Linked DNA regions of Homo sapiens: all the other regions are linked to region 1. A link is an interaction called in ENCODE POLR2A ChIA-PET data of the cell type or tissue named here. Cell type or tissue: PC-9. All regions are shown on one strand. Links, peaks and the distances in the headings refer to the core of each region. The heading gives the core; the rest is flanking DNA.

Evidence for each region. ChIA-PET counts read pairs that join two places held together with the same protein. Peaks named below come from ENCODE experiments on the same cell type or tissue, not always from the same donor. Only the 100,000 strongest peaks of a DNase experiment are listed, where the experiment ranks them.
Region 2: POLR2A ChIA-PET joins it to region 1 with 6 read pairs; 4 of 35 experiments call an interaction of 5 or more read pairs at or near these places.
Region 3: POLR2A ChIA-PET joins it to region 1 with 5 read pairs; 7 of 35 experiments call an interaction of 5 or more read pairs at or near these places.

Annotation. Positions count from the first base shown.
Region 1 is chr4:83,353,223-83,361,126 of GRCh38, forward strand. No RefSeq gene overlaps it. Among named protein-coding and RNA genes, the nearest start is that of HPSE, 22 kb to the left of the region's middle. In PC-9, for the core only: no CTCF peak of the experiment used is centred there; DNase peaks (open chromatin) are centred at 3,879, 4,199 and 5,399; H3K27ac peaks cover 3,007 bases.
Region 2 is chr4:83,433,500-83,437,499 of GRCh38, forward strand. It overlaps HELQ (helicase, POLQ like), which reads right to left. Exons shown (of 18, transcript NM_133636.5): 9 at 3,359-3,598. Among named protein-coding and RNA genes, the nearest start is that of HELQ, 20 kb to the right of the region's middle. In PC-9, for the core only: no CTCF peak of the experiment used is centred there; no DNase peak of the experiment used is centred there.
Region 3 is chr4:83,443,025-83,447,024 of GRCh38, forward strand. It overlaps HELQ (helicase, POLQ like), which reads right to left. Exons shown (of 18, transcript NM_133636.5): 4 at 3,811-4,000; 5 at 2,990-3,062; 6 at 493-590. Among named protein-coding and RNA genes, the nearest start is that of HELQ, 11 kb to the right of the region's middle. In PC-9, for the core only: no CTCF peak of the experiment used is centred there; no DNase peak of the experiment used is centred there.

The DNA of each region.
Region 1 (7,904 bases), core at 2,253-6,252:
CCTGCAGAACAGGGAAACATTTTAAGTTTTCTATCATTTCTATCCTCTTATTATAATAAAAATTGTAAACATACATAAAAGTTTGTAACCACCACCTAGATTCTACAATTAACTATGTGTCTATCCATTCAATCATCCCTCTCTCTATTCATCAATCTATCTTATTTTTTTAAATTGAGATACAATTCTCATAGCATAAATTCACCATTTTAAAGTGTACAATTCAGGGGTTTTAGTATATTCACAAGGTTGTGCAACCATCAATACTATCTAATTCCGTAACATTCTCATCACTCCAAAGAGAAACTCCATATCCATTAGCAGTAATTCTTACTTGCTATCTACCTTCTGTCTTTATGGATTTGCCTATTCTGGACATTTCATACAATATGTATCATTTTGTGTCTGGCTTCTTTCACTTTGCACAATGTTTTCAAGGTTATGCTATGTTATAGCATAAACCAGTACTTTATTCCTTTTTGTGGCTGAATAATATTCCATTTATATGGATATACCACTTGTATTTGTCAATTTATCAGTTGATGGACATTTGTGCTGCTTCTGCTCTTTGGCTATTATGTGTAATACTCCTATGAACATTCATGTACAAGATTTTCAATTCTTTTGGATATATACCTAGGAGTGGAATTGCCAAGTCATATAACTCTACGTTTAACATTTTGAAGAAATATCAACCTGTTTTCTACAGTGACTATACCATGTTATAATCCCATCAGCAATATATGAGGGTTCTATTTTCTCCACGTCCTCACCAACACTTATTATCGTGTGTCTTTTTAAATTATATCCATCGTAGGGAAGGAAAAATTTTCTTCTACCTACTTAGGTTCTGTGACTGGGCCTAATACTTAAACTGACATAAGATGGATCGATAGGAGAAAAGCATATAAGTTCATTCAATATGTTTACATGTACATAGGAGTCTTCACAAGGGTAATGAAGACCCAAAGAAGCCACTGGGCCCTAAAGCTTATATGCCTTTGTCCACAAAGAATACTAAATTAGTGGAGATGTAACAAGACAAAGGGGCTCGGGCTAGAGCAGTAAATTGTGGTATAGAGATTAGGAAATATGAGTAAATTAGTGGAAGATAAAAGCTATTTTAGTATGTTCAGAATTGTACAGATCCTTTTCAGGGTAACTCTTAGTTTCTGTTGATAAGAATGTTCTTTTCTTCCTGCTACAAGGAGGACAACTTTCTCACAGGAAGCTTTATCATCTGCTATTTGGTGAAAAAAAAAAGCGGGGGGAGATCAGAGAATTCCTACATCTGCTGTTACTCAAGTGCTTTTAGTTCAAAATAATCAATATGCAAAAGTGGTATATTTTGGTGCATTATGTTCTGAACTCTTTTACCAAGTTGATATCTTATTGTGGTTTTGATGTACATTTCCCTAGTGAAAAATGATGCTGATCTTTTCATATGCTTATTGGTCATTCTTCTTTGGGGGAAATATCTATTTAAATTATTTGTTGACTATCTTATTTTTTGAAATATTTGAATATCTATAAGCTGTAGACCTTAGTATACTTTACCCTCAAAGACCGCAACATTCAGGCCAGGTGCAGTGGCTCACGCCTGTTGTTACAGAACTGAACTTGGGGCAGGTGTGGTGGCTCACACCTGTAACCACAACCCTTTGGGAGGCCGAGGCAGCAGGATCATTTGAGCCCAGGAGTTTGAGACAAGCTTGGGCAACATAGCAAGACCCTGTCTCTACCGAAAAAAAAAAAAATAGCTGGTCGTGATGGCATGTGATTGTAGTCCCAGCTACTTGTGAGGCTGAGGTGGGAGGATCACTTGAGCCCAGGGGGTTGAGGCTGCAGTGAGCCACTGCACTCCAGATTGGGTGACAGAATGGGACCCTATCTCAAAAAAGGGTGAAAAAAAGGAACCAAAGTGGGGTTCACTTGCCTGGAGCAGTGAAACCAGATATCCACACTGAGGTTTTACAGCAGTAGAAAGGAAGATGTGGGCCAGGTGTGGTAGCTCATGCCTGTAATCCTAGCACTTTGGGAGGCTGAGGTGGGAGGATCGCTTGAGGCCAGGCATTTGAGACCACCCTGGACAACATAGCAAGACCTCTATCTCTATATTAAAAAAATAAATTTTAAAAAAGTAAGGAAGACATTTATTTTCAGGGAGGATCAGGCAGCTAATGCTTAAATCCTGACCTCCTGGATGGCTTGAAAGTAAGGGTTTTTCAAGGCAGGGGTAAATTTCAGGAAAGCAGAAGTTATAGGCAAAATTGTAACTCAATACGTGAAGGTAACACACTGGTTTTGCCTTAAAAGGGTGGGATATCTTGAAGGGTGGATGGGGCTTAGAGGTCAGAGGTAGATTCAAAGATTTTCTGATTTGCAATTGGTTAAGGAAGGGAAGTTTTTCGGGGGGCGGGGTGGGAGTGGTGGACGGAGTCTCACTGTATCGCCCAGGCTGGAGTGCAGTGGCACGATCTGGGCTCACTGCAGCCTCCACCTCCTGGGTTGAAGCAATTATCCTGCCTCAGCCTCCTGAGTAGCTGAGATTACAGGTGTGCGCCACCACACCCGGCTAATTTTTGTATTTTTTGGTAGAGATGGGGTTTTGCCATGTTGACCAGGCTGGTCTCTAACTCCTGAGCTCAGGCAATCCGCCCTCCTCGGCCTCCCAAAGTGCTGGAATTACAGGAGTGAGCCACCGTGCCTGGCCAGAAGGGAAGCTTTATTTAAAAATTTGGGATCAGCAGAAAAGAATGTTAGCTCTGGCTTATGGGTGCAACTCCCTCCAGACCCCTCAGGAAGAAATTTAGAACAAAGAACGGTGCTCAGAGTTCAGTCTTCAGTTCCTGCTTATCTGAGGTCGATGTGTCAGTGGATCCATTTGGTGGAGATCCAGGTTTCTGAAAAACAACTCAGGGATATATATTAAGATGTTATATTTAGGGCCAGGCCCAGCACTTTGGGAGGCGGAGGCAGGTGGATTGCCTGAGCTCAGGAGTTCAAGACCAGCCTGGGCAACATGGCAAAACCCCATCTCTACTAAAAATGCAAAAACTAGTCAGGCCTGGTGGTGCACACGTGTAATCCCAGCTACTTGGGAGGCTGAGGCAGGAGAATCGCTTGAACCTGGGAAGCGGAGATTGCAGTGAGCTGAGATCGTGCCACTGCACTCCAGCCTGGGCAACAGCGTGAGACCCTGTCTCAAAAAAAAAAAAAAAAAAAAAAAAAAAAAAAGAAGAAACAAAAAAGAAAGTTGTTATCTTTAGTTTCTCTAGAGGAACCAAGCATCTGACTCTAACTTCCTCGTCTATTGTTTTAGGCTACTGTTACCTTCTGCTTGTCAGGTTGCTTATTTACTTCTCAGGGCTAGCTAAGTGCCTGGAATTTCATTTGAAGGAACTCAGAATTTTCCTTTATTTCCATGTTTGGAGGCTCACAGGCTACTAAGAGAGGGTTCTTGCTCCATCTGACCGTAATCATAATCTCAGCGCTTTGGGAGGTTGAGGTGGGAGGATTGCTTGAGCCTAGGAGTTCAAGGTTAGAGTGAGCTATGATTGCACCACTGCACTCCAGCCTGGGTGATAGAGTGAGACCCTATCTCTAAGCAAAGAAAAAAAATAAAGACTTCAACATTCGTATTATGAACTAGAGTTCGACATTTGTTTATGGTTCTTTTTGCTTTTAGGTAAAATTTACCTACAATAAAATATACAAATCTTGAGTGTAACATTGGATGAGTTTTGACAAATTCATAAATCCAAATGTCTATCACTCCAGAAAGTCCCTTTAAGCCCTTTCCCAGTAAATCCCCGCCCCCATACCCAGAGGCAAGCACTGTTCTGACTTTGTCCATCATAAATTAGTTTAGCTTGCTCTAGAACTTGAAGAGGAAGAAGAATTACAGGTTACACACTCTTTGTGTTAAGTTCTTTTTACTCAGCACAGTGTTTTTTGAAATTAGTTCAGGCTATTGAATGTATCTGAGTTTATTCATTTTTTTCTAAGTAGTTTCCATTGCGTGAATATATCATAGCTTGTTTATCTATTTTCCTATTGATGGGCATGTGAGGTTGTTGACAAGTTTTGGTATTATGAATAAAGCTGCTAAGAACATTCTTATCTCACTCTTTTTGTAGAGCTATGTTTTCATTTCTCAAGGGTAAATAACTAGGAGTGGAACTTCTGAGTCATAGGATTGGTATGAAACTGCCAAAAGTTTTTCCAAAGTGGTTGTATCATTTTACACTCCCATGAACAATGTATGAGAGCTCTCGTGGTTCCATTAGACCAACACTTCATGTTGCCAGTTTTTAAAATTTTAGCCATTCTGGTGGGTGTATAATCCACCTCATCGTGGTTTTCTTTTTCATTTCTATGATGACTAATAATGTTCTTTATGTGCTTATTTGCCATTTGAATAGGTTCCTTTATGAAATGACTGTTGAATTTTTTGCTAATTGGATAACATTTTAACATATATAAGGGTTGTATACCCTTCAAGATAGCAAAAATTTAAAAAGAATTCAGAATTCTGTGAATTCAGATACATAAATATCTACAGAGCCAAAGAAATGCAAAGTGCATTGGCACAATGGGCCAGTCTAAGTGGGGTGTCAGAGTTCTGTAAGTTGCTTTACGAAATCCCAGCACTTTGGGAGGCTGAGGCGGGTGGATCGCGAGGTCAGGAGGTCGAGACCATCCTAGCTAACATGGTGAAACCCCATCTCTACTAAAAATACAAAAAAATAGCTGGGCATGGTGGCGGGTGCCTGTAATCCCAGCTACTTGGGAGGCTGAGGCAGAAGAATGGCGTGAACCTGGGAGGTGGAGCTTGCAGTGAGCCGAGATTGCACCACTACACTCCAGGCTGGGTGACAGAGCTAGACTCTGTCTCAAAAAAAAAAAAAAAAAAAAAATAATAATAATTAGGTCATGATAGGATTCACACTCAGGGATGTGGGCTAAGTGACCAGGGCCACATTATGACTCTCATGGGCTCTGGGCACTTTTGCCTTTGTGGGAAAATGAATTAGAAATTATATTTTAGCACTGCATTGGTATACAGATAAACATAATCCAAATGGATTCAATGTTATATGTGCATTATTATTTTATTAATTTTTGTCCTGATTTAAAAAGAAATAAAAATTAGAACACATTTGTGGGCATCTGTAAGTATTGTAGGCTCTAGACACTATGCCCTTCTGCCTAATTCTGAGTAAGTCAGCCCTGTAAGTGACCATGCCCCTTTTAAGGTATGGCATGAAAAACTATAGAAATTACAAAAGGGACTTCAACCTAGGTCAGGCTTGTGAGGAAAGCCATCCTGGAGGTCTGCAGTCCAGGCCTAATGTCCTAGCTAAAACCTCTGGTTGTTCTGCAAGAATGTGGAATGACATAATCTTTTCCTTGGTGAGTAAGCATCTTTCAACCTCAGAGAGGATTAAGTATAGGAATGTTTACCAGAAATTTCACCTATACTTGAATATTTTGGGGTTAAAGAAACTGTACATGTTTGATATGGAAACATTTAAGAGAATTTGGCCGATTAGAGTAATACTTTAGCTTTGTAATTCTTAAGTGTGTAATTGAGCAATTGATTTAGCTCATGATTTTAAGTTGAAATATTATTGGTTTAATTTATTAGATATTAACTTACCTAAGAAAATGGGAAAGTTTTGTTTAAGCAGTACTTGAAAGGAAAATCAAATATGTTAAATGTATAAATATAGTTGGAAATATTTAAGGAAATTTACTCAATTAAATTAACCTTTGTTCTTTAAAGTAAGTGTTGAAATTGTCTAGATTTATAAGGAGTATTACATGTTTTTAAAACCGTGACTTCTGACTGAATGCAGTGGCTCATGCCTATAATCCTAGCACTTTGGGAGCCAAGGTGGGAGGACTGCTTGAGCCCAGGGGTCCAAGACCAGCCTAGGCAACATAGGAAAACTCCATATTTACAAAAAAAATGAAAAAAAATAAGTAATTAGTTGGGCGTGGTGGTGCACGCCTGTGGTCCCAGCTACTTGGGAGGCTGAGGTGGGAGAATCACTTGGGTCCCTGAAGTCAAGACTGCAGTAATCTATGATCATGCCACTGCACTCCAGCCTGGGCAGCAGAGTGAGACCCCCATCTAAAAACAGAAAACAAAAAAACAACTGTGACTTCTTGAAAGCTAAAGAAATAATTAGATTTTGAACAATTTGAATGTTAATTTTTAAATAAAAATAACTTTCTGTGCACAAAAATCACCCATGTGGACATAGGGAAAAAAAAAACCCTTGCACTAACAATATATGTGCCACAGTGGATCTGCTTTAGATAAGCAGTGAGGAGGGCAGGTTGCAGAAAGCATCGATACCAGGAACTGTGTGAGAATAGGAGCCTGCTCCTCTTGCCCAAAGCTCACATTGCCATTTTTTGGTTTCAGTCCCAAACTCAAACTTAGCTTGAGCTGTGAATTTATCTGTGAATTCATACGGTACCTGCCCTAAATACTGACACCCAAATGTCAAAGCACTGTGTCAATCAATTTGCTATTATCATCTTTCTGTAAAAGACACTTTAAAACTTACCATCAGTACCTGATCTTTCAAATAGGGTTCCACCTTGGCCCAGACTCTCTGCTTTTGCATTATTTATCCAGCTATTTATTCCTCCCAGATTCTTCTTTGTACTCCCTGGGTACAAATTAGTGCTTTTGGAAATAACCTCAAATTTTTCGGTCACTAGGGTCCCATTGACCCTCATTTACCGGAATAATAATTTCTTAAATGGTGCCCTAGTGGCCTGAATAAATGGATGCCCCTTTCAAATGGCCTAATTTGCATGCTGAGCACGATTTAGCCACCAAGCAACATCTAGAGTTCTGTTTTTATTTATCTCATTAATTAACTTTCTAGTTACTTTGATAACTATTTTCAGAGTAGCCACATCATCTTGCTTGCATAAGGGAAACACTAAAGCCACTGAGCTAATGTGGGCTATTTTAAGTTGCTATATGAGAACACAGTGGTTCCCTCAGTATCCGTGGTGGTTAATACTGAGTGTCAACTTGATTGGAATGAAGGATGCAAAGTATTGATCCTGGGTGTGTCTGTGAGGGTGTTGCCAAAGATTTGTGTTAGCGAGCTGGGAAAGGCAGACCCACCTTTAATCTGGGTGGGCACCATCTAATCAGTTGCCAGCGTGGCTAGAATATAAAGCAGGCGAAAAATGTGAAAAAACGAGACTGGCCTAGCCTCCCAGTCTACATCTTTCTCCCGTGCTGGATGCTTCCTGCCCTCGAACATCGGACTCCATGTTCTTCAGTTTGGGGACTCGGACTGGCTCTCCTTTCTCCTCAGCGTGCAGATGGCCTATTGTGGGATATTGTGATCATGTGAGTTAATACTTAATAAATTCCCGTATATATATATCCTATTAGTTCTGTCCCTCTAGAGGACCCTGACTAATACAGTATCCATGGGGGGACTGGTTCCAGGACCCCCATGGATACCAAAATCCCTGATGCTTAAATCCCTAATATAAAATGGTGTAGTATTTGCATATAACCTATCTACATCCTCCTGCATGCTTTAAATTGTCTGTAAATTACTTATAATTCCTAATACAGGCCAGGCACCATGGCTCATGCCTGTAATCCCAGCACTTTGGGAGGCTGAGGCAGGAGGATCACTTCAGACAAGGAGTTCAAGACCAACCTGGGCAACAAAACCAGATCCTGTGTCTACAAAAACATTTAAAAATTAGCTGTGTGTGTTGGCTTGCACCTGTAGTCCTAGCTTCTCAGGAGGCTGAGGTTAGAGGATCCCTTGAGCCCAGGAGTTCGAGGCTGCCATGAGCCATGATTGTATCACTGTACTCCAGACTGGGTAATTGAGAGAGACCCTGTCTCA
Region 2 (4,000 bases), core at 1-4,000, 78 kb after region 1:
TACTAAAAATAAAAAAATTAGCTGGTCGTGGTGGCAGGCGCCTGTAGTCCCAGCTACTCAGGAGGCTGAGGCAGGAGACTGGTGTGAACCCAGGAGGCGGAGCTTGCAGTGAGCGGAGATTGCGCCACTGCACTCCAGCCTGGGTGACAGAGCGAGACTCCGTCTCAAAAAAAAAAAAAAAAAAAAAAGGAGTAGACTATTGGCCGTGTGTGGTAGCTCATGCCTGTAAATCCCAGCACTTTGGAAGGCGAAGGCAGGAGGATCACGAGGTCAATAGATTAAGACCACCCTGGCCAACATGGTGAAACCCCGTCTCTACTAAAAACACAAAAACTAAAAAACATTGTGTTGTGTGCCTGTAATCCCAGCTACTTGGGAGGCTGAGGCAGGAGAATCACTTGAACCCGGGAGGCAGAGGTTGCAGTGAGCAGATATCATGCCACTGCACTCCAACCTGGAGACAAAGCGAGACTCTGTCTCAAAAAAAAAAAAAAAAGGAGTAGACTATTATAAGGAAAGAACAACAAAAGAGAGTTCTTAGAAATAAAAAAAAATTAACTTTATTTAAAAATTCATAAAAAATTTGAAGGGCCAGGTGTGGTGGCTCACACCTGTCAATCTAGCACTTCGGGAGGCCACGGTGGGCAGATCACCTGAGGTCAGGAGTTTGAGACCAGCCTGGCCAACATGGCGAAACCCCGACTCTACTAAAAATATAAAAATTAGCCAGGTGTGGTGGTGGGCGCCTGTAATCCCAGCTACTTGGGAGGCTGAGGCAGGAGAATCGCTTGAACCCAGGAGACAGAGGTTGCAGTGAGCCGAGACCGCACCACTGCACTCCAGCCTGGCCACTGGGCAACAGAGTAAGACTCTGTCTCACAAAAAAGAAAATTCAATTGAAGAACTGAATAATGAATGAAAATAGTTAATGGATACAGTTAATGTAGTTAATGGATATCAGTTAAAAACTCATTTTTTTTTTTGAGACAGGGTCTCACTGTTGCCCAGGCTGGAGTGCAGTGGTACAATCATAGCTAACTGCAGCCTCGATGTCCTGGGCTCAAGCAATCTTCCCACCTCAGCCTCTCGAGCAGCTGGGATCACAAGTGTATGCCACCATGCCCAGCTAAGTTTTTAATTTTTTAGTAGAGATGAGGTCTTGCTATGTTGTCCAGACTGGTCTCAAACTCCTGGGCTCAAGCAATCCTCCTACCTTTGCCTCCCAAAGTGCTGGGATTACAAAAAAACTGATTTTTTGATATGGAAGGTAAAGTTGAAAAAAATTACATGGCACAAACGTGTGCTTACATTCTTCCACATTCTGAAAAATGTGTAAGAAAAGAGATACGAAAGCTGAATCTAAGAGGCCTCAACCCTGCCTAAGTGAAATTATAAAAGCAAGGAACAGAGATAATGGGAAGAAAAAGAAATAACAGAAAAAAAATTACTCAAAGAAGAAAGGCATAAAGCTTAGATTAAAAGCATCCACCCAAGTGCTAAGCCCTATGAATGAAAAGTAGTACTGTTGGGATTGTAAAATCAAACTTCCTGGGTTCAAACACTGGCTTTAAAACTCATTTGTTGGAAAATGAGTTGGGAAAAAGTTATGTAACTTTTTAAAGTTGGGAAAATTATTTAATTATTTAGTGCCTCAGTTTCCCCTTCTATAATAGGTGTGTAATAAAATATGACCTTCCTCACAGAGTTATTGTGAAGCTGTATCAAGTCAATGCATGTAAAGTTGTTACTACATGAAAGGGAGGGGAATGTAGTAATTACAACTATTATTATACACCATGACAAAATTGGGAGGTTAAAGAGAAAAGTCTAAAAGTTTCTGGAAAAGAAAAACAGAAAATCCATGCAGAGACAAAAATGAGCAACATTGGCCTCTAGAAAATATGGAACAATATTTACAAAATCCCTAAAGGAAAAAAATTGAATCTAGAATTCTTTTGCTAGTGAAGTGTAAAAGTGTGAGGCCAAAATACAGATATCTTCAACTATGCAAAGAGTCAAAATGTTTTACCCCCTAAAGCGGTATTCTAAAAAGGATTACTCAAGGAAGGCAAAATTAAAAAAAAAAAAATCAGAGAAGAAAGATGTGGGATATAAGAGGCAGTGGTAAGCAAAAAAGAAGTATGATTTACAGGTAAGTTTAAATACTACATAAGATGAAAGAAAATGTTTAAATCTGGCACTAAAATTCTAAGTAATTGCAACATTCATGGGGCAGAGTAGAATATACTAAGGACATGCTAAGCCTCTTTTTATGTTCAGGAGAGGACAGTTATTGATTAATTCTAAAGTAATAAAAAATGTTTGGTTACAACTTAAAATTTTAAGAGTAACCACTGGAATAATAGAAACAGGATATATAACTTTCATTTTTTTCTTCAATTGTCTGAAAAATGGAAAACTTAATGAGAGACAGAAATTGAAAATAAAAGAATGGAAAAAGGTACATACGTGGCAAAAAAAAAAAATGAGTCCTGGTATTCAAAGCAAAATTATTAAATGAGAAAAACAAGTATTTATTGTATTGATAAAAGGTATAATTCGGCAATAAGATATTTGAAGTAAACCTTTGTATATCTAAATAGTTTTGAAATATAAAAAGTAATAACTTCTAGAGATGCAAAAAGGAGAAACTGATAACTACATAATTAAAGTGGGAGACTAACACACTTCTCTGAAATTGATAGACCAAGGAATCAAATATAGTAAGAAAATAGAGAAGCCGATAACACAATGAACCTCTGTGATCTCGCTGAGATGTACAAAACTGCATATTCAACTGAAAATACATATTTTTTTAAACACTCATGGAAAGTTTATAAAAATTGATCATTTATTAGCAAAATACCCCATGATCATAAATTATAAAGGGGAGAAGTCAATTACACAGGCCTACACCTTTGGTAATAACTGGAAAGGTAATCAAGGGCCTGCTTTAAAATACATATATTAGACACAAATTGCCTATGGATCAGCTCTCCAAGATTTCAAGGAAATCTCTATGTTAAATAAACTCTTTCATATCATAAAAAAGGTAAAACACTTGCCAACTATTTCTACAAAACCAGATTAATAGACCCTAACATCAAAACCAGATATAAAGAGCAGAAAGGATGGAATTCTAATATCAAGAAATCTATTAACGTTATTTTTCATTACATATTTCATTACATATTCATTAAAATATTAAAGAAAATAAACCAACCAATCAACTCAGCATATGCTAAAAGAACATTTGATAAATTCTCATCCACTACTGAGAAAGCATAAAACAACAAAACTCCTCGCAAGCTAGAAATGGAAAAGTTCTGAGCCTGGTCAACACTTACTTATCTCTTACCTTCGAGCTGGTAGGTTGACACCTGCCGCTAGGGTAGATGTGCAGGTAAAAAGACAGAGCACTCCTGTGGAGTAGGCCTCCTCCAAGAGTTTCCTTTCATCACTTGTTAAGCCACTGTGGTGATAGGCAACTCCAAATGGGATAGTGCGCTTTAAAACAGGACACAGGTTGCCATTGCCAATATTCTTCAAGTTCTTAATCACCTCACATTTTTCTTTCTCCTTATGTTTCAGATATTCCCTATGAAAAAGATCTGTTAGAAATATGAGCCCTTGATCTTTTAGTGACAAAATTTCTACCATTTTCATTTTAGTAGATGCTAATGTAAACATTCTTTAATGTACTATTTCCATTGAGTTAAGTACATTAAATGTTCTTAGAATTTTGATTCTGACTTCATTAACTATTAGGCAGTCTCTCAATCTTTTTGTGGATTACAGAACCCTGTGAAAATCTTATCAAAACTAAGGAAAGGCGAAATGCGATGGCTCATGCCTGTAATCTCAGCACTTTGGGAGGTAGAGGCAGAAGGATTGCTTGAGCCCAAGAGTTCAAGATCAGCTTGGGCAGTGAAGCAAGACCACCTCTACAAAAAATAACAAAAATTAGCCGGGCATGGTGGTGCATGCACCTGCAGTTCCA
Region 3 (4,000 bases), core at 1-4,000, 88 kb after region 1:
TTCAAGCATTTTGGGAATGCTGCTGTTGAGGAGTTTATATGTAAATCCATGTGAAGCCTTAACTTATTAAAAAAGTATTATAACTACTAACATATAAATATTTAAAAATATTTTAAATTTTAAGATATATTTTTTAATGTGCCAATAACTCAAAACATGTCTCACTAAAATTTTGCCAAATAAAAAAATTTAGTTTACAGAATAAGAAGTGAAAAAATAAAATGGGGGTTTGGGAAAACTCATTCAATGAACGTTCATTGACAGCCTGTGGGCCAGGCTATAGATACATTAGTGACCCAACCCAAGATCCCTGACCTATACACAAACTCTTAAATTCTCTATACACAACCTCTTATTAGCATATAGTCATGGTGAGTAAAATATGCCCCTTCACTACTCTACAGAATTCTTTAAATCCTATGTTTACTACTTTCATTTCTAAGTTAGATGAATACGAAACAAATCAATACAGTGCAAACCTTAGGTACATACTGGTCTAAATTGACTGGTATAATATTCTGCTTGAAGAAACTTTTGTAGGTCTTCAACATTGTTTAATGTTGCACTCATACCAATAATTTGAGTCGTTTCTAAAACACAAACAAACAAAAGCCAAAGTGTTAAGGAAAATATGTTATTTAATATATCATAAAGTAATTTTAGCAAGTCTTTTGTGCTCTGAATTCTTCCTGAGTGATTTGGGAAAGGGGTGGGAGAGGTAAGTAAGAAAAATACAAATAGCTGGGTGCCTGGCTCACATCTGTAATCTCAACACTTTCGGAGGCTGAGGTGGGAAGATCGCTTGAGGGCAGGACTTCAACACTAGCCTGGGCAACATAGTAAGACCTCATCTCTACAAAAAAATTAAAAATTACCTGGGCATGGTAGTGCACGCCTGTAGTCCCAGCTACTTAGGAGGCTGAGGTGGGAGGATCGCTTGAGCCCAGGAAGTCAAGGCTGCAGTGAGCCATGATTGTGTCACTGCACTGCAGCTTGGGCAACAGTGAGACCTGACCTCTTAAAAAAAGAAAACTACAAATATATTACCAGAGTATTAATCTGGCATTTGAAGAATGAAATTTTTCAGGTATCCTGAAAGTTACTACTTAGAAGTTTACAGAGTTTCAAACTTGGCAAGAACTAGGATATTAAGGCTTCTAAACAATAATAAATGAGTATAAATCTGCTTATAACTGTCTATCTGGATCCCCTTTACGAAGAGCTATGATATGTTCCACAGGTATGGCTATAGACAGATGTAGAGGTAGTAGGATAGAGGGCTAAATGCGTCTCGAACTCTTGGCCCATGAAAAGTCCTCTATGAGATCTTGCTATCAAGCTAACTTTTAATTTTATTTATTTATTTATTTTTTTGAGACAGAGTCTTGCTCTGTTGCCCAGGCTGGAGTGCAGTGGCATGATCTCGGCTCACTGCAACCTCCACCTCCTGGGTTCAAGCAGTTCTCCTTGCCCCAACCTCCCGAGTAGTTGGGACTATAGTTTTTGTTGATGTTGTTTTAAATAAAGGTGGAGTGAAGCTTATGAAGCCATATGACATCCTGGGCAATACAAAATGGCTGCTTTCTATAGACTTAACTATTGAATGAAAACCCAAATAGGCCTTCTTTGCAAATGTTTCTTCATTGCTCCTATGTCTTGAAATGATCATTCAAGAAACTCACTGAAAGAGGAATAAGTGGGAGTATCCTTCTCATTCCATAAGGATAGACTACAAAGCTGAAGAGGTGGGCATGGGGTCAAATCAAGAAAGGCTGTGCTAAGAAATTAGGGATTTATGCAGAAAGCAAAGGGGAGCTATTAAAGAATGGTAAACAGTAAAATAAACTAATTGGATTTGCATTTGGGAAAGATCATTCTTCTTGCGCTAAAGAAAGATGGATTTGGTGGATGAAGGGCAGTGGGTACACAGAAGAACTTGGTGATTTCTGTGGCAATCCAGGTAGAAAGGATGAGGTACTGAACTAAAGACTTAGTGGTAATGAGGGATAGGAGAGACAGAAGTAACAATATATTTATGAGGTAAACCAGATAGGATTTGGTTGCTGATAGAATATGTAGGACCCTGGCTTGGCTGGCTGGAGAGTGGTGGCTGAGAATTCAGGCTGAAGAACGGCTTTGAAGGAAATGAGTTTGGCTCAGACTAAGCCTTAGTTAGGCTTAGCTGTTCAGAGAATATTCAAATAGGGATGCCCTAAAATACAGGCTTGATGAAAGCAGGGACTATTTTATTCACTGCTGTATCCCTAGCACTTAAAATAGTGCCTAGCACACAGTAGGTGATCAATATTTTTTTGAATGAACAATTATAAAATGCTATAACCTGCTTAAATATTATTGCTGTTGAAATTTTTTAAATACTTTTTAAGATTTGACCTTTATAGTTAATTTTTCCATATATAAGGTAAATATTGCAATAGCATATCAATAGTAGGTTATGACATTTAGAATAAATTTTTCATAAACTTTAAAGACTACCTGATGCTGCAAAATAGCTCCTTAAACTGACCTATTTAAATGTATCGCTTTACAATATTATTATTATAATATTTATGTTATATGTATTATTATGGTGATGATGATGATGGCCACAGTAGCAGCAGCAAACCCTTACTGAATGCAGTGTGCTAAGCACTGCTGAATGCAATACATGTGTTAACTCACACTATCCTTACAACAATCCCATCAGGCTGGTACCATTATTATCCTTGTTTTACAGATAAAGAAACATAGAGGTTGAGGGATGTGCCTGGGCACACATAGCTAGTAAGTGGCGGATAATAATAGAGGACTTCTTCAAATACCAATTTCATTTACCTTCAAAATTCTATTCATTAGAAATTTTAAAACAAAGGCAAAAAGCTTAAGTATCTTGCTTTAGGTTACATACTGTAGCTAGTGATAGAATTAAGTATTTTATAAGTCTCTTGATTATAAATCAATTCATGACCTCATTTGAAAAAATACTTACTGCTAGTGTAGAGGATTTTTGCTAGGGTCATTTCCAGTGTAGCTCCACGGCTTCCTTCACCAATCATGTGCAACTTCGAGATTTTTTTTAAAAAGGACAGAGAAGTAAATCTTCATATAGTGCTCATATAAAACATGCATATATTCATATGAAATTTGTTTGTAAAGAGTTGCTTATAACTTTTAAGTATTTTGAATATAACAACTATAATACATGTATATTATTTCACTGGTATTTAGGTTAATGAGCTTTTGGTACAAAATCCTTATAAATCTGGGATTCATAAGTACTACTAAAAAAATTTTTTTTTTAAACGGAGTTTGGCTCTTGACCCCCAGGCTGGAGTGCAATGGCGTGATCCTAGCTCACTGCAACCTCCACCTCCTGGGTTACAGCGATTCTCCTGCCTCAGCCTCCCGAGTGGCTGGGATTACAGGCGCCCACCACCACGCCCGGCTAATTTTTGTATTTTTAGTAGAGACAGGGTTTCACCTGTTGGCCAGGCTGGTCTTGAACTCCTAACATCAAGTGATTCACCTGCCTCGGCCTCCCAAAGTGCTAGGATTACAGGCATGAGCCACCACGCCCAGCCAATAAAATTGTATACTACACACATACGTGTTCACACTTCAAGAAACACTTGACACAAAACCAAATTTAAGATTATCAAGCATAGAATGTCTTCACCTATATTGTCTATATTTTCAAATAAATTTATTTTTATAGAGGTACTAAGGTACTAAGTAGATCCACACAATAACCAGAATAATAAATATTTAGTATAATAAAAATATTGACAAATTACAAAAGTATTAACCAACCTCGTCTACAACAACCAGACCCAGACTGTCAATTCTTCCAGTTTCAATCAAGGAGTTCACCAAGCTATGTCCTTTTTCAATAGTGGCAATATAGAGTGATTTCTTTTCCCTTCTTTTAGTTGGAGGAAATCTTCCTTTGCTTCCAGCATATTCTTCAACAAAGAAACCGAGTTCTATACCAAAACTTGAC